Linked DNA regions of Homo sapiens: region 2 is linked to region 1. A link is an interaction called in ENCODE POLR2A ChIA-PET data of the cell type or tissue named here. Cell type or tissue: PC-3. All regions are shown on one strand. Region 1 has its middle 31 kb from the start of COL5A2. Region 2 has its middle 82 kb from the start of COL5A2.

The links. Peaks named below come from ENCODE experiments on the same cell type or tissue, not always from the same donor. Only the 100,000 strongest peaks of a DNase experiment are listed, where the experiment ranks them.
Region 2: POLR2A ChIA-PET joins it to region 1 with 5 read pairs; 4 of 35 experiments call an interaction of 5 or more read pairs at or near these places.

The regions. Positions count from the first base shown.
Region 1 is chr2:189,208,136-189,213,135 of GRCh38, reverse strand. It overlaps a transcript of COL5A2 not described here. Among named protein-coding and RNA genes, the nearest start is that of COL5A2, 31 kb to the right of the region's middle. In PC-3, no CTCF peak of the experiment used is centred here; DNase peaks (open chromatin) are centred at 2,245 and 2,715; H3K4me3 peaks cover 1,626 bases; H3K27ac peaks cover 2,903 bases.
Region 2 is chr2:189,259,234-189,264,233 of GRCh38, reverse strand. It overlaps a transcript of COL5A2 not described here. Among named protein-coding and RNA genes, the nearest start is that of COL5A2, 82 kb to the right of the region's middle. In PC-3, no CTCF peak of the experiment used is centred here; a DNase peak (open chromatin) is centred at 2,673; H3K27ac peaks cover 1,355 bases.

The DNA.
Region 1 (5,000 bases):
GATGGATCACCTGAGGTCAGGAGTTCTAGACCAGCCTGACCAACATGGTGAAACCCCGTCTCTACTAAAAATCTAAAAAATTAGCTAGTCATGGTGACATGCGCCTGTAGTCCCAGTTACTTGAGAGACTGAGGCAGGAGAATTGCTTGAGCCCAGGAGGCAGAGGTTACATTGAGCTCAGATCGCGCTGTCACACTCCAGCCTGAGCAACAGCAGCGAAACTCCATCTCCAAAAATATATATATGTGTGTATATATATATATATATATATTTAACACTATATTTATAGTGTTAAAAATTATAGCAGCTTACTTTTTGAGAGTTCCTGATTCTCTTGTTTCCCCCTCCTCTTGCCACCCCAATTTATCTTGGTCTTGCCTTTCCTTTGTCTCTATTGCCCATCTACCATTCAATTTTTCTTTCGCTCCTATCAGTGTCATCTCAGTGTAGGGGCCTGTGCTGGAGGAGAGCCCTGGCAGATACTTTTTTTTTTTTTTGAGACTGAGTCTTGCTCTATTGCCCAGGCTGGAGTGAAGTGGCACGATCTCGGCTCACTGCAACCTCTGCCTCCTGGGTTCAAGCAATTCTCCTGCCTCAGCCTCCTGAGTAGCTGGGATTACAGGCGCCCACCACCACGCCCAGCTAATTTTTTGTATTTTTAATAGAGACTGGGTTTCACCATGTTGATCAGGCTGGTCTTGAACTCCTGACCTCAGTTGATCAGCCCACCTCTGCCTCCCAAAGTGCTGTGATTACAGGCATGAGCCACCGCGCCCAGCAAGTTTTAAGAATTCACAGGAGACAGATTGCCCCAGCCCATTTGATGGGCCTTTTTCATTCATTTGCTATTGTATTTGACAAAATGCCTCCTAGTTCCAGTAAGCTCGGTAGCATCTCAAGGTATAGAGGTGGCAGTGGAAGCAATTTGCCTTAGGTACAGGCAGGAAGGAGGCCACGTTGTCTATGTAGAGGTAAAATACAGATGAACTACTGAAGGTTGATCTGCTTTGTATTATCAGCCTGCAATGGTTATTCTAAACAACGTAAGTGATAAAATAATCCCCTCACTGTGCCACCTCCTCCTCTAAGCCTTTGATCTCAAAGTGGGCTATGGGATTTTTAAGTGAATACTTGCTGGCAGCTATTTTGGGGTTGTCCTGTCATTTCTCAAGTCCATCAAATGCACTTTCCTTGCTTTCTTTTGCACAGCTTCTCAAATCACAGAGGCTCGAGGCTATTGGTGGTTTGTACCCACACATTTATATATTGCCATCAAGTTTTGTTAAAAATGTTGTCCATGAGTTTTTGGTTTTACTTTCTTGCTGCTCTTTTAATGTAGGGTTTCTGCTAGAGCCAAAAACTATGCAGTCACTGTATCTGTCATCTTCACAGGCTCCCTCCCCCCTGAGTATTTTCATTTTTAATCTTTGTTAATTTGAAATGTAAGAAATATTACTTCATTGTTTTTTAGTTTTTGTTACTTGATTTTTAGTAAGCTGGTAATTATTTTCTTATCTATTTATTTGTGGCCATTTATATTTTTTAAATATATGGACTGTCTGTAGTTTTGCCTATTTTTCTACTGGAGTCTCTGCCTTATTCTCATTGATATATAAGAACTATTCTTAATATATAAACTTTAACTCTTGGTCTACACTTTCTATAATAATGATAATGATTTTTAACAGTGCAGTACTTATCATCTAATTTTTTGGCACAATATAGTTTTAAACTTAAGGTGAGAAAAGTTTTTAAGTTTTTAAAATATGTGTTTTGATTATATTTGGAGAGACCCACCTACTGGTTGTTGGAGAGTTTGGTAAGTTTTACTGATGAACAATATTTAGTGAACGTCATTATAGGATAAAGAACAATGAAATTTTGGAAAGCATCAGGATTTCTTAATTTGAAATGATACCGAACAGTGTTACTCCCATTTTAGATGATCTCTATATGCTCTGGCCTGTTAAACAAATCATAACTGAAGTTTATATAGGGCTTCACAATTTACCCACGTCTTTCGCTTATATGATTTGAGCCTCACAATAATTCACATACTTAGAAAAATAACTGCCTGAAGTCTGCAGTAATAGATTTCTTTTCCAAGTGAAGTCTGCTTAGTTATAAATCTCTAATTGCTAATGGCGATAAAGGGCAGTATTAGCAGCTACAGTTAAAAAAAAATCCTGGGGAAATCAGTTAGCAGTCATTGGCCAGGAAGTGGATTGTTTGCAGATTACTTGGCATAGATCCCCATAAAGAAGCAAACCTTCGGTCCCACCCCTTCACTCTGCTTTTCCTGCCTCCTCTGTTCCAGAGAAGCAAATATTTAGACACATTTGAACCATCAAAACCAGCAGTTTATACTAATCTGGACAAAATGAGTTATAAAGACCAGATGATGCTTAAATATAGCTGACAAGATTTTAACTTCATACTTTGAAAAACGTTATAGATGACCTTCTTTTAGTGTTTTCTCCATTGGTATTAAGTTAAACATTAAAGAAAACCCTAAAGCACTTTGATGGAATTTGGAGAATTATTTATTGAATAAAAGTTTTTGGTTTTTGTTTTGTGAATGTCTCTTTAAATCAAAGTTATTAGTTCCTATGATGCTGCAATTCTGGTGAGTCAGAAATTCACCATATTTGGATTTTCAGTTTTCCACTTTCAATGGCTTCCTCTGTCCTTTTTTTTTTTTTTCAAGCTCAACAAATGTAAAATATTTTAATCAAGTGAAAACAGACGAAAATATGACTCATTCTCCTCGGCTAGGGTTGGTTTGCTGATGTCATTCCAGTCTCTGCGGCCAAAGCGTTCTAAGGAGCATAATCAATCTTGGGGATCCTGCATTTCAGTTAGGAACTAAAGCATTTCATTTTAAACTCTCTTTATTTCCTTTTTTCCTCTTCTTTTTGTTTCCTCCAAAAAAGAAGAAGAAAAAAGAAACAGTTGAATAGTTTCATACTTTTCTTGTGTGTCATGCCACATACATTTTGTTTCATCCCTCATGTCTTCATTTTGTTGCTTAATATATATTTCTTCTGAAGACTGTTTGCTATTCTTTATGTAGAAAAAAGGACCAGGAGGATTTATATTTAACGGCCTGAAAACTCAGCTCACTCTTTTTCCCTAGCTTCCCTTTCAGGGCGGCATTACCATCTGCCTTCATGGCTTCATGTAACCTCTTTATTCTCAGGGCTCTGAAATCTTTATCTCCAGTGTCAACTTTTTTAAAGCACCTGACTCAAATTTAACTTTCAGCTGACATCACTCTTATAAGCATCTTTAATTCAAAATATTCAAAACTGAATTAATTAGTTATTCCTATCAGGAACCCCAAACTGATCTTTCTGTTTTGTTTTCCATTGCAGTTAAAAGCTTCATCATCTACTCAGCCAAAATTAAGAGTCTGTAAGATTTTCTGACTTCTCCCTCTCCATGATCCTTTCTGTTGAATTAGCATCCAAATATTGTTGCTTCTTTCTCAGAAGTACCTCAAGAATTCAACCCTTTTTTGTTGTTAAAAGGAAGTTCTTTAGAACCAAAAGACTGAGGTTTAAATTCTGTCTCCAGCACTACTATCTGTGTGACCTGGGGCTCATTACTTGAAAACTTCCTGGGTCTCAGATTTCTGGTCTATAAAATGGAAATAAGTATAGTACCTCTGTCATGGGGATTATGGAACTTAGAACAGTACCTGTATATGTTAAGTGCTACAGAAATATTAGATATTATTATTTTTATCATTTAATCAATCTTCACTCGGATAGCCACTGACTTACTTTATCTCTTGGCTAGAATATTGAAACAGCTTTTTAACTGGTCTCCTAATTCTAGTTCTTCCCATTCCATTTTCTAATCCACAGTAAAGAGGTTATGTCAGTCAGGGGCCAGTCAGAGCAACAGAAGCCAAACTGAGTTTTTCAATATAAAGAATTGATACTGTATTGATTATCAGTTGTTAGAGGACTTAAAAAATAAAAGGAATCACTGTAGAAGCTTCTACCACCTATATAGTGCAGGGAACAGAGGCAGAAGGCTGAAGTTTTCAGAAAGTAGAAGATTAAAATAAAGACCCCCATGAAGCAGGGCTCAGACTTGGAAGAAGGGGCACTGCCTGCATGCTACTAGTACCTCCGAGGGGGCCAGATGAGGCCAGTTGTGGGAAAGCCAAAAAAAGTTCTGGTGCCATGGTAAGAGGATGTTGACAAAAATACAAAGCAAACAGGAGAAAGGGAGTCTTTTTTCCTTTCTTCCATTCTTCCAGTTTCCCTTTATAATCCAAAGAACCAGCTGATAAAAGAAGATTTGCAGCATCCCTGTGTCAGCATACCAGAACAGGGTACAGAAGTATGGATTCAAAATGAGAATCAATAGCTCAATAACCAATGTAGTATACTTTCTAAAACACAGATCATCTCTCTTCCTTAACTTTCACATCCAGTGGCTTCTCATTGCCTGTAGGATAAAGTTCAGATTCCTCAAATTCTGGTCAAAATAGAATTTTTCAGCTCTTTTCCCAATCCTTCGTTTCTATTCTTATCACTGCCCTTATCCTGCCTCCTAACTTCCAGTCCCTTCTGCACCATGACCTTTGCTCTGCAGTTCTTGTTTCATTCTCCTGAAGTATTTCATCCCTCCATTGTTTTGCATCTGTTGCCTCTTCTGCCATCCTTTTTATTGACAAAATCCTATTCATTCTTTAAGAGTCAGCTCCTTCATTAAACTGAGAGTTCTGGACAAAATTAATGACCTGTTCCTCTGTACTTCTATAGATTGTTTGTTCATTCATTCAAATCAAGTGTGTATGGACTCCTTATTATGTAATGGACATTGTGCAAAGCACTGTACAACAATGAACAAAACATCCTTGGTTCCTGCTATGTGGAGTACCCTGAGGAAGTGACTTTTGAACTGGAATTGGAGGTAACAAGGGGGTAACTAGGCAAAGGAGGGTGGGTTGGAGGGGAGCAGTAATGAATTTGGATTTAGTCAAG
Region 2 (5,000 bases), 51 kb before region 1:
TTTTATAATATTATCTCTTGGACTTATTTTACACATTTTGTTATATTTTCTTTCATTCTTTGTATTTTTGCTATTATAAATTGTATCTTACACACGTATTTTCTAGCTGTTTGTAGCTAGTATGTAAGAATGCAATTGATTTTTTACATACTTAATTTAAAACATATTTGTTATTGACTTTCAATTTATTTTCTTTATAGTCAGAGAACATACTTAATTTAAAACTTATCTTTGTTATTGACTTTTGATTTATTTTCTTTATAGTCAGAGAGCATAGTTTGCATATTCCAATTCTTTGAACTTGAAAGTATAGTTATGTGTCACTTAATGATGGAGATATATTTTGAGAAATGCTTCATTAGGTGATTTCTTCTGTGCAAATATCAAAGAGTGTACTTAGACAAACCTAGATTACTTACTACACACGTAGGATACAAACCTTACAGCATGTTACTGTACTGAATACTCTAGGCAACTGTAACACAATGGTATGTATTTGTGTATCTAAATCTATCTAAACATAGAAAAGGTATAGTAACAAATATGATATAAAAGATTTAAAAAGGTACACCTGTATTGGGCATGTACCATAAATGGAGGTTGCAGCACTAGAAATTGCTCTGAGTGAGTGAGTAGTGAGTGAATGTGAAGACCTAGGGCATTACTCTACACTTTTATGTGACTGGCAGCATAGTAGATTTATTTCACCAGAATCACCACAAACATGTGAGTAATGAGTTGTACCACAATGTTAGGAAAGCTACGTCACTAGGTAATAGGAAATTTTCAGCTCCATTATAAACGTATGGGACTACCATTGTATATATTGTCTACTGTCGACTAAAGTATTATGCAGTACATGACTGTATTTGTAATGGCACACATATATTCTGTTATAATCTCCCCAAAGGAAACACTTCATGTCCCACCTTACATCCAATATGGGTTTAAAGTTGCCCAGCTATCTCCTTCTAGACCTGTGGTTCTCAAGGTTGGTGGTGGAGGATGGGATACTTCTCTCTAGGGGAATTTTGGATGTTTTTGAGAGCATTTTATTTGTTATAACAATTGAAACGACATCAAGTGGCTGGAAATTGGAGATGCTTTATTTCCTGGAATGCAGGGAAGAATTCTCCTATGTCCTGCTTGACTGAAGGTCTTGCCAGTCATTCAATTACAAAATCCATTTGTAATTATTTGAGCATAGGAACAACTTCATTATATATGCAAACACCAATTATTTTCTGAATAGTTTTAATATGTAATAAATTTCTCTGGAATGCAACTGTGACATACATTTAATCTGACCATAATAATTTAGTTTTTATATCTAGATGTTGAATATCAGAATGCATCTGCAATAACCAGATGAATATTGTCCTACTTATTATAAATCCATATTGGTTGATAATGAGAATCTTATTAGTCCCCATCATCTAGTGTCATCATGGTTGAGGATCTGAATATTGAAATACTTATTTTATTTTAAATTCCTTTTAAATTTCTTATTAGAACAATATAGGGATTAATTAGATTATATTGTTCTTATGTAATTAGAACAATATAGGGATTTAAAATTAGGTATGTGTGTAAGTTATATGTTCTGAAAATTTCATGATAGTACAAGAATGTTAAAAAAATATTTTTTATAAAGAAGACTGAGCCAGACAGGGCTTAGATTCACTGTTTTAGAGAACTAGTCGGTGAACCATAAATGCTGTTTCTCTTCGTGATCAGTTTTAAAGTTTCAGCCAACCCCACAAATACAGCAGGCAATCATCTTATACTTTTGTACAAGTGACTAAAAAAACTTTGTCCTGATAAAAAGTTGGTAAACTAGTGTGTATGTGTGTGTGTGTGTGCATGTATGTGTGTGTATCTGTCTGTGTGTGTGTTTGTTTATAATGGAAGGACCAAGAAAACTAAAAGCTTTCAGAGAAAAAAACTGAAGGTAGGGTTTGGACAGGTGGTGTCCTTTCTTCCTTTGTTGCTTACATTTGGTGCTGCTAATATTTTTCTTTTCAACTGGAAGGCTAGATGGGAACAACTCTAAAGGAATGAAATCATTTCAAATTATTTGTATGTAATCTTATTTAAGGAGTCAGCATTTGGAAACTGGACAAGCGTTATTATTTTGAAATTTTCTTTTGAATTTGTAGCTCATTAGAAGCTGAGATTAAGTCATTTAACAAATTCTTAGAAAGTAATATTGATAAAACAATAATAGAAAATAATTATTTATATTTTCATCAAGATTGCCATAACTATGATGTGTATGCTCTTGGTTTTCATATTTTAGGATTTGAGAAATTTAAACTTTCCTACCTCTCTGTATTTGAAATAGCTTACCTCTTCTTCCAGCTACCTTTTAGATGGTCTGTTTAGTCTGTTGCCATAGCAGTCACTACTGTGCTTCCTAATATTTGGCTGGAAGACCAAATTTCTGCTGTAGGTGATAGACATGGCAATTTTGCCCCAGCAACTGGCCAAAATAAAAGATGGTGTGAATGGATGGGAGGATCATTACACTCTACCCCAAATTCTGTGTGAGTGTGAGCTACACGTATTACAAGTTGAAAGAACAGGAAATCTAATCTGGGTCATGAAGCCAAATAAATAAAGCAGTTGCTGACTTTAGGTTTGAGACCAAGAACGAGCTAACAGACATCTGATTCATATGCATTGTATAATGGAAGAGATAGACTTTTATGATTCACATTTTTCCTGACCAACTGCCAACTCTCCTCTGACTGACTGACCAAATGTCAAATATTCTTTGGAGGTTTTCCTGGTGTTTTAGTCAATCTGTAAATCTCATTACTTTTCTAACAGTCTTTCCAGAACATCTTTTGTATTTACTTTTCCATTATTTTCTGCATAGTTTTCCAGAATGTACTTACTTAGGATGTTATTTTCAACATATGTATGTAGATATCAGAATCATTTTGCTTAAAAATATAATTTCAATTAGGGATACATAACTTGATGGCAACAGCTTGATGGTTTCAGTATTAATTGTTCTTAATACAAGTTAGTTAGAATTAGTAAGAACACTAAAGATGCTGAATGGAATCCGCATGATTATATTGATTGTGAGTTACATCAAGCAATTCTTATTCTCGGTAATTTTTTATGGAAAAGTTTGGGTGAAGTGTCAGATTAGAGGAATTCAATGGATTTAAAAATAATTATAAACATTTTTATAATGAAATAAATATCAAATAGATGGATATGTCAGTCTTTCAAGGAATTTGAATATCTCCATGAATGCCCATCCTGAACTTTTGTTTCTGGAAACTTTATATTCAAATCTCTAAAAACACACAAATATCTGTTCTATTTTTGAACAATTCATGGAAGGAGAATAATAGTGTCTGTCCATCAGTAACTAGGTCTCATGCTTTACAAAGTTCACTGGATGGAAGATTTTCCTTTTATATAACTTGAATTCCAACTACTGTAATGTAATTTCCCTTTTACATATTCTGAATAGAGAACATCTGGTCACCACCTTTCTTTCCTTCTTTTACCTTTTGCCAAATGCCATTAGCAGAACCCTCTTCTCTGACCTTTACTATTCATGCTTGACCCTTAGAAAAACCCGACTTTATTTTTGTCTGTGGTGTAGGTCATGGTGCACAGGCAGTAGGTTTTTTGTTTACATCAACCTCATCACCTCATTGAACACATCATTTCTCAGCCTTTGCCGGATTGAGCTTTCAAGAGCCAGGCCTACTGATTTTCATACCGCAAATCTAAGCCCTACATCACTTTCTAGACCAAACAGAACAACTTCTGCTCCCCATGAGACTGACTTTACTAATTATCCTCCCAGTTCTAGAATGAGTCTCCTGCAGTCACTGGGCTACCCAAATACTCTTAGTTGCCAACTAGCCTTGGCATTTGCAGGCACTGTACTCCTAGGTTATCTTAAAAAGACATTATCTCTGTTTGCTAAAGGTTTTGAATTGAAGTCTGTGGATGACTTTCTGGGAAGCTGTGATTCCCCTGAAATGAACTGTACAATATTGTGTGTTTGCATTTTTTTTCTGAAAGACTTCATAGCTTATAGCAGTTTTTTTGAAAGAGGAATATAATACAACAAAGTTTAAAAACTACTTTTATTTTGATCATGTATACTAAAGGATTTAGGAACACAGTGTCATGATGCCTATAGTCAATATATAAAAAAGTAATAAACATTTTCCTTTCTTCCATATATCGTTGTATCCAGCATTGGGCATTTCTGATAACCTTCTTTGCCCTCTTCTTTCTCTTTTCTATGTGGACTCCTGTGTAGTACCTGGGACCTCAGTCTGGTTACCAAGGTCTTGTGGCCCTTGTATATTTTTCCCAGAAGACAACTATCAGCCTTTCTGGCTTCTTAAACTTAGTTGGCTTCTCTCCCCTGATAGGGACCCTAGTATCTTCACTTGAAAATGCCACTAAAAATAAAACAATCCTGACTTTTCTTTCCAGGCCTTCTGAACTCTGCGTGGTCCGTTAACGTAGCCAAATATCTCCTAGTATCTGTGTCTACTTAATGGGTAGATTTTCTGTGAGCCTCCAACTCTTCTGTCACCATGTCAGCTTGTGAGACCATTTGCCAAGTACAAAGATGTGAAATATTAAAATCTGGGTCTCTCCTTACTCTTTTATTTTCATGTCGAATTTGTTATTGTAATCAAGAAAGAGAGACACTGACAGGGGATAATTAAATACATGGGTAATCATATTCCCTAAACTTACAAAAGGGATAAGTCTAAAATTTGGTCTAAATTAGGGACAAGTCAATTAAAATTGAGGCTGTCTTGGAAAATTGATGTTATATGGTTACCATAGTGAAGTAGAACAATCATACTGTTACTGAGGTTAAAAATAACCTTGGAAAATTAGGACTTGAATGAATATTACTATAAGACTCTATAAATGGAAAATCTTACAATAGCATACAGTACTCAGTCACATTTTTGTTTTTCACATTTGGAGAAGGAAAGAAA